Linked DNA regions of Homo sapiens: region 1 is linked to region 2. Evidence: chromatin loops called from intact Hi-C (ENCODE). Cell type or tissue: gastrocnemius medialis. All regions are shown on one strand. Region 1 overlaps MDFIC (MyoD family inhibitor domain containing). Region 2 overlaps MDFIC (MyoD family inhibitor domain containing).

What was found. Peaks named below come from ENCODE experiments on the same cell type or tissue, not always from the same donor. Only the 100,000 strongest peaks of a DNase experiment are listed, where the experiment ranks them.
Region 1: a loop joins it to region 2, with 2.0 times the contacts of the local background. A loop is called at or near these places in 6 of 110 quality-filtered maps.

Annotation. Positions count from the first base shown.
Region 1 is chr7:114,937,443-114,941,442 of GRCh38, forward strand. All of the region lies in intron 2 of MDFIC (MyoD family inhibitor domain containing), which reads left to right. Among named protein-coding and RNA genes, the nearest start is that of MDFIC, 17 kb to the left of the region's middle. In gastrocnemius medialis, a CTCF peak has its summit at 2,431; no DNase peak of the experiment used is centred here.
Region 2 is chr7:115,006,666-115,010,665 of GRCh38, forward strand. All of the region lies in intron 4 of MDFIC (MyoD family inhibitor domain containing), which reads left to right. Among named protein-coding and RNA genes, the nearest start is that of LINC01393, 70 kb to the right of the region's middle. In gastrocnemius medialis, no CTCF peak of the experiment used is centred here; DNase peaks (open chromatin) are centred at 1,976 and 3,276; H3K4me3 peaks cover 369 bases; H3K27ac peaks cover 2,348 bases.

The DNA of each region.
Region 1 (4,000 bases), 69 kb before region 2:
ACTCTTCCTTGTGTATATGAGAGTTTGGCTCTATTGTTTAGCTCTTGTGAAGAATCAGATTTGCAGAATTTTTGAGCCAGAAAGGCTTCTTCATTCATCCAGTTCAACCCTCTCATTTCCTGATGAAGAGGATGAAGACAATGAGTCCCAGTCACACAGATGGTCAGCCTTTGAGCCAGAATTATGACAGAGCAGTTGTCACTACCTTCTGTTTTGCAGTTGCTTGATTGTTTATGTGTGTGTGTTTGGTCTTCCCAGTGAGAGGATTTGTTGCCAGGGACCTCGCCTTTTTCCTCATCCAAAGCAAAGTAGTTCTTCCTCACTTCTTTGTCCAGAGTAAACATACTAGGATGCTCAGGAGCTAGTCTTTGGAAGTAGATGCCAGTGGTGTTCAACTATCCTTTAATCTAGTACTATTTTTAATGCATCTTAAATTTTTATTTTGATATCTAAAACATATTTCTTTTATCCCATTATTAGTAGAATTGATTAGCATTATATATAATTCAGATTTCATATATATGTATTTTTAAATGGGATTTCGCTCTTGTTGCCCAGGCTGGAGTGCAGTGGCGTGATCTTGGCTCACTGCAACCTCTGTCTTCCCGGATTCAAGCAATTCTCCTGCCTCAGCCTCCCAAGTGGCTGAGATTGCAGGAATGTGCCACCATGCCCAGATAATTTTTTGTATTTACTAGAGATGGGGTTTTACCATGTTGGTCAGGCTGGTCTCGAACTCCTGACCTCAGGTGATCCACCCACCTCGGCCTTCCCAAGTGCTGGGATTACAGGCGTGAGCCACCATGCCCAGCCAGATTTTGTATTCTTAATAGTTATCCTTACATGGAGACAGAAATAAATACCTCTATATTAATTAGATGATTAGATACAAATCTATTTTCTAGTACTTGGAATACTGTGACAAGGGGATGAGTAGCAAAGTCTGTATCTCAATATTTGATATACCTAAGTTTTTTTTAAATATAAATAGTTGTGTAGTACAAGATAAGAGTTCACTTAGAATAGTGCCCCTCAAGTCTGGCCATATATCATGATGACATCACTGCCCCAGCCCCATACACACTTGAGTTGAAATCTCTTAGGTTGGGCCTGTGCATCTTTATGTTTCAAGAGCTGCACAGCGGTTCTAACCCTGAGCCAAAGTAGAGGACCATTGGCTTAGAAAGACAGCATTGTTGAGATAATGAAGGCCCCCTTTTAAGAGAAAATTGCTACTTTGGGTTGGGGGGAATGTATGCCTGTTGGACATGTAAATAGAAATCTTATAGAAAGGTACAGACTGATTTCATATGTGACTGAAATCAACTGATTGTCTATGGGTTGTCTTTCAGGTCTACCCTACTAGTTGAGTTGCAACTACAAACCTCCATTATCCAGAGTGAAATTTATTAAACCAGGGCTGAGTTCTTTGTTTCTCATTTCAGAAATAACATGAAAAACCTACTCTGATAATAGAAATTGGTTACTAGAAACTTCCATTTTGTTATTGTAATGAGTAGTGGCTGACTCAACCAATTGAAAGCTTTAGTAAGGTTGGTTTCATGTTTGGATATCATGATCCCCATCTTACAATTATCTATCAATAAATCCTGCTCCCTCTTCAGAGCATTTCTTCAGTGTTATATGTAACTGCCCACCATTTATGAGACTGCCATATGGGTAGCTCATTGAAATGAGTAAATAGTAAGACTATATTAATAAAATAACATGCATATATTAGAAAGTCACAGAACAGTCAAGTGGTCACAGAAGTTTTGTTTATACAAGTGGAGAATTGGCAAAAGTCAATTTAAATTTTTTTATTGGGAACCTTTTCTGAATCTTGCTTTGGGCTGGGTGCTGCGGATCACAGCAAAACCCTGAGACCAGCTTTTGAGCCAAGACATTTAGTTTTCAAGAGAAGCAAAGTTGAATAGACTGAGGATAGTGAATTAATAGTAATTGCATATTATTTACTATTCATTGAATATAATCATACAGAGAATGATAGTCTTTTTCTTTTTTGACCTGAGATGGACACTGGGAATCACCTAATTCTAGAATTTTGCAGATAAGGAAACTTTCTTAAAAATGTGATAAATTGTCCATTAATAACAATTTAGAGCAGGAAGAACTTTATTTTTTGCCTAGAGTGGGTTATATAGTTGTGCATCTATGTGTATATGGTCCACATGGCATTTTCATTTATTCAATGGAGAGTTGAGAGGGTCTGTGTTTAGCACTCGAATATTGGACATGATTCAAATATGAGTCAAGTGTGTCTAGAGGCTTTATTCATACCTATTTTCTTTTAGTCAGCAATGCTTCATAATGCCTTGGTTTCACGAATTAATTTTAATGGAATTAAATTTGAACAGCTCAAAATTATATAATTAATTTCATTCAGCTTCAATTAAAGTTACTAATTGAATCAAGCCTACTAGCATGACACCTGGCGGCAGTCAGCTACATAACAATGGCAGCAAGTATGTAGGACTCTGCTGATGAGCTAGTTCTTGCCTACTAGTGAGTTTCCATGAAAAATCTCTTTTATTGATAATCTCAGAATGACCTTGAGTTGACTGTAGCAGTAAAAAGATTTCTGGAGTTGTTTAAAAAAGTAAAGATTTTAATTGAAACTAACATATCTCATGAAGATTACATTTCTCTATGATAATGCTGAGTAAATGTTACATAAATCTAGAACATATTGGTTTAGCATATTTTCAATTTATATTTTACTGCTATTTGAATATGGTTTTGTTTATAAAAATCCTTGGAAGTTAAGACCCCATTTGGTTCAGAGACCTTAGCCTCTGGACTCGGTCCCAAGTGGGTGTCTCTCTATTTTTATGTGTTGAAATTTGTTTCATGGCAGAACTTTTTAATTGTTGTGAAATCCCCATGGTACATGAAAAATTTTTGCATGTGCAGAAATTTTTTCCTTCCACTGGAAATGTTAACACGGTTGACTAACAACTTCTGTTTGAATCTCTTTCCTTTCTTTGCTTCCATGGCTTGACATCATGCAGTTTTTCTTACTTCTCTAACTCCTTCCTAATTGTACGGACTCTTCTTGGTACTTGGTACTCTTCTTGATATTTCTTAATATATTCACTCTTTCAGTGAGCTCATTAATTTGAATGGCTTTGGAAATCAAGTTTAGAAAGATGACTATTTCTAGCTATAACCTTTTTTCTGACTTGCAAATTCAAATGTCCAATACTTAATTCATCCACTAGACTGTAAACTCCAAGAAGGCCTGGGCAGCATTTCATAAGTCATTGTATCCTCATCACCTAGCACAATGCCTAAACATCTACTATGCAAAAATATATATTATTGAAAGAATAAATTGGTCTCATGATTTTTAGGCTTTCCCAGTCAAATCCAAACTGAGAACTTGGTCATATCCAACCCCATCTTCCTTGATAATCTTTACAAACCTCTAGTTAGTTTCTCACATTTACTCCCTATTCCATCTTGTTATCCAGTTAATTAAACTCTTATCAACTTCAATATGGGCTTTGCTAGGTCTCTCTTTTAGTTTCCCTTACTGTATTCTCCCTCTTAGATGTATCCATACTCCATTGGAATCATCTGAGTTCAGCCTCTTCTCCCTCAGTTGAAATAGAATCTTTGATTCTGGTATCCAGAAATATGTTTTTTGTTTGTTTGTTTGTTTTTTAGTTCTAAAAATACTTACAAGAAAAAAAAAGCTCACCAAGTGAATTAAAGTGAAGCCAGAACTGAGAATCACAAGTGTGCACAAATTTATTAATCTTCCTAAGGCGTGGTTCTGATAAGGCATTTCATAAAGCTTCAGTGGCTAGTTTGACTTATTTTTCTTGCTTTTGAATTTCATCCAGATTTCTCACCTTAGCATTCTAATATCCACACAATGTCTCTAATCAAACCTTCGCAGTCTTCTGTCCTAATTTGCCACTCATAGTACTTCACAGTCCAGAGAGTTGGAACCTTTGCCCAAACGTCTGCTTTT
Region 2 (4,000 bases):
TGGGTTATTTTTACCCCAATATGAATTTTCATTAAAACTAGACGATTTACTTGCATGTATTTTTGTCCTAGCCATAAATGGTATTGTTACCAACTTGAGTGAACTGTTGCACATTGATCCTTTCTGGGAAAATGTGTTTAAGATCTAAAGTAGATTTTATTATCCAGAAATTATATTCACCTTTGTTATTATTTAAACTTCTTATATTAGAAATATTTCAACTGGCCAACTGAAAATAGCCAGCACTGAATAGGTTCAAGTAAAGTATAGTTTCTAGCTTCTGGAGAAAATAAATAGATAATAATTGAAATATGGAAAAAATAGGTTATTATTTTTAAATCTTCTGCTGTAGCCAAACACAAGGTTACTAATTCTCTCTGGGCAGACTTATGCTTCACTCCTCTGCAAATTCTGTTTCTTAGAGTTGCCTTCTTGGTTCATTCTTTCAAGTGTTTGAGCTGTGGTCAGAGCCTTTTACAAACCTCCTTAGGTTAAAATAGAATGGTCCGATGTCCGTGTGGTAATCAGAGTAAATGGAACATAGGTAGGTGGAGAGGTGTGGTTTTCCTAGAATAAATATTTTGCTATCATCTTCACTGCTGTCACAGTAATAATATTTAGTAAGCACTTGCATGTTAAATCCTTTATTAAGTACTTAATGTGCATTATCTCTTTTAATCTTCATCATAACCCTATGAGGACAGTAATGTTATTACCAGCTATTAAAGCTTGTGATCTTAAAATGTAGAGATTCAGTATGTGAATGTAAATATTATTTGCACCATTGATATTTTCTAGCCTTTCTTTCCCTCCTTTCTGCCCAAAAACTGACTTTCTGGGTAAAAAATTTTAAATAAGCACTTCAAATAACTAAACTTTTACCCCTCTTCAGATTTCTGTGTTAAGCTTCTAAGAATCAAAATATTTTCTGAGATCTATCTATCTATCTAGTGTGCGTGTGTGTGTATATATATATATATATATATATATATTTATATTTCCTGGAATTTGTTTTGTTTTGCTTTTGGTATAGAGTCTCACCCTGACACCCAGGCTGGAGTGCAGTGGCATGATTATGGCTCACTATAGCCTCGACCTTCTGGGGCTCAGGTGATCTTCCCAGCTTAGCACCCCCACCCCCCGACCCCCTCCCCAAAATAGCTGGGACTACAGATACTCGCCACCATACTCAGCTAATTTTTTTTTTTTTTTTGGTAGAAACAGAGTTTTGTCATGTTGCCCAGGGTAGTCAAACTCCTGGGCTCAAGGGATCCGCCCACCTTGGGATTCTGCCTGCCTCGGGATTCCAGGAATGAACTACCGCACCCCAGCCTAACTTCCTAGACTTTGTAAAATGCATCTCTTTAGAAGGGACTACTTGACCAGTGCTAGAGTTAAGGCATGACCAACAATTACTGGATTCGATGTCTCTGAGAATTTGGAATATTTAATGAATCAACCACAGATCAGGCAATGGGGTAAACAAATAGAAGGAAAAAATCTCTGCTATCCTCTCGCTGTCATTTAAAATATGAAAGCAACTCCCATAGGATGGAGATGGAGTCTAGGATTTGCACCTGTAGTAGGAAACTTATTGAGGAGTCACTTTGTGGGGTGTGGGAGGGCAGTGCTGTTTTTTTTTTTTTCCTAGGTTCTTTTGACTTTGTTGAGAGGAAAGATAATAGTAAAGATTATTGTTCAATTTCCCAAAGTATGGTGTTCTTTGTCCTGCAGTGGAAAATGTAGCTTTTCTCTAACTTTCTTTTTACCTCCTGACCCATCTCACTTTGTTCCCCACTAGGAAAATGTTGACTGGATTCTGGCTAAGATGTGTGGCCTCTTGGGAGAGTCTTGTGCCAGAGCGTTCTGTGTAGGAGGCTCACTTTAGGCCAATTTATTCAGGCAGCAGGTCAGGCTAGGGCTGTTGGCCAGAAGTGCTGTGCGTCCTCTGTCTTGGAGACATGGAGCTACTTGGAGCTGAGCTACCGTGTGGTATTAGTAAACATTTCCCGCCCCTACACACACTTGAGGAGCAGAACTCCCCAGAGATGTCTGTGTCTGGTCCCTCACAGCTGGGTTTTCACAGAGGCTAGATGCTCACTTAGCAATCTCGGCTGTGATTCAGGATAACCACAGCCTGCTTCTAGCTTGCTCTTTGATTTTCCTATTGGGAAAGAACAGTCACAGTAAAGCAGTATCTAGGAAGAGGAAAGCCTTCACCCAGTCAGACTTCTGCACAGAGTCCTGTTATACCGCCACTGGGCAGGTGATAGTCGTAGCAGCTAAAGAATGGGGAACAACTGGGGGTGCTCTGTGGCGTTGATGTTAAAGCTACAGAGTCAGGTTTGACCTCAAAGCAATTTCCTAAATTACTAAATACACATAACTCTTATTGTTCATGCTTTAATCCATGGTCTTTGGCATATTATTGGCCTGTTAAATGCTAATAAACCTTTGTTTCTCAGCATGTAGTTTACATGATGGGGACTTGATTAAGAAAGTACTTTCAAGCATCTTATTTCATAGGAAACTTTATTAGAGATAAGATAAGACCCATTCAAATATGCATTCTCTTAAAAATGGGTTGTGAGTTATTCTCAGAATTCTCTGCTGTCTGTCCTTTCCTGTACTCCACTTTAGCTGTTTGGTATCTCTGTTCCAAGAAATTCAGAGCACCTGCCATACCACATCTTAAAAGGAGGAAATGAAAGAGATAAAAGAGGCTCGTTTAGAGGCGAGCTGAGTTTATTTTGTAAATAGTTTTCTGATGGCTCAATCAGGGTTCCTTTCACTTTAATAAACTGCATTCCTCATATTCCCTAGTGTAATTTGGCCACATACTGATCAGGTATCCGTATCAATTGGGATAATTTCATTATAAACTTGTTTTTACAAAGCTAATCTTCACTCTCATTTTAAGCAGCACAGAGTTCCTGGGATCAGTCACAGACATTTTCACCAGACTTCTAAGATGCTGTTTAATTCAGTTCCAATTGTTACTTTAATGCTGTTGAGATGCTAGAAGCTCTCCACATAATAGGCCAGCTGCCTAAGCGTAACACTGATGACCTTTCGTAGGACTCAAAGATTTTGTTTGGGATTGTGTCTTCAGTAATTCATAACAGGTTTTGTTGCTTTTTAAATCAAACATAGTAAAGATTTCCTTTTATGCTCTCCTTTTAGCTACTTGGCTTCTGGAGTGTTACTCTGTTTTCCTAAATTTACAGTAGCTGCCAGTCTTGTGCTGAGTTCTCCTCCAAGTACACTGAATTGTGCAATTCTTGCTTGGCCCAGTTTTGGACAGGCATCTTTCCCAGAACCAAGTGGTCTTCTCAGAGGTTAAACAGTTTTGGCAAAAACTGTAAATAATGACTGAATAAAACCATAAAAACTGAAATCTTAAGAACAGGGGAAAAAGATGATTCCTGACTGCAAGCCACATGGATGCAGAGGACCCATTTTTTTAAAAAAAGTTTGTTTCTCTATTCAAGCCTTCTTAAGTTTGATCATTCTTATGATCTTCTCTTTGCCTCAAATAAAACCACCATTATTGTGCCTTTTATGACTCTTGATTCCTGTTGGCAGTGGTAGGAATAGGAACTATAACTACTGTTTCTTCTTAGTTTATTTTAACCTTTTCATTACCCTGAGTCACAGTCAAACTATGACTTAGAAATAGAAGGTTACAAATAGAAGGGTTTTATAAAAAGACCCACCAAAAAAAAAATTCATTTTTGACAAGGAATAACAATCAGATCATTTAAAGATCTGGTAGAATTTAAGGAACCTTTTTTGGCTAATTTTTTGTTGTAATTTCTAGATATTTCTCTATTTAAAAAAATACAGAATATGAATGTGTTTCTGGTAGATACTTCTGTAGATACATGTTGTTTAATATCTCTATGATCTTGTAAATGCATTTTGGTTTGTGGCTTCTCTAGATGCCTGTTAATAGATTTGGTTTTTCAGAGTAACCCAAAGTGCTTTTCTAGTAAATTAT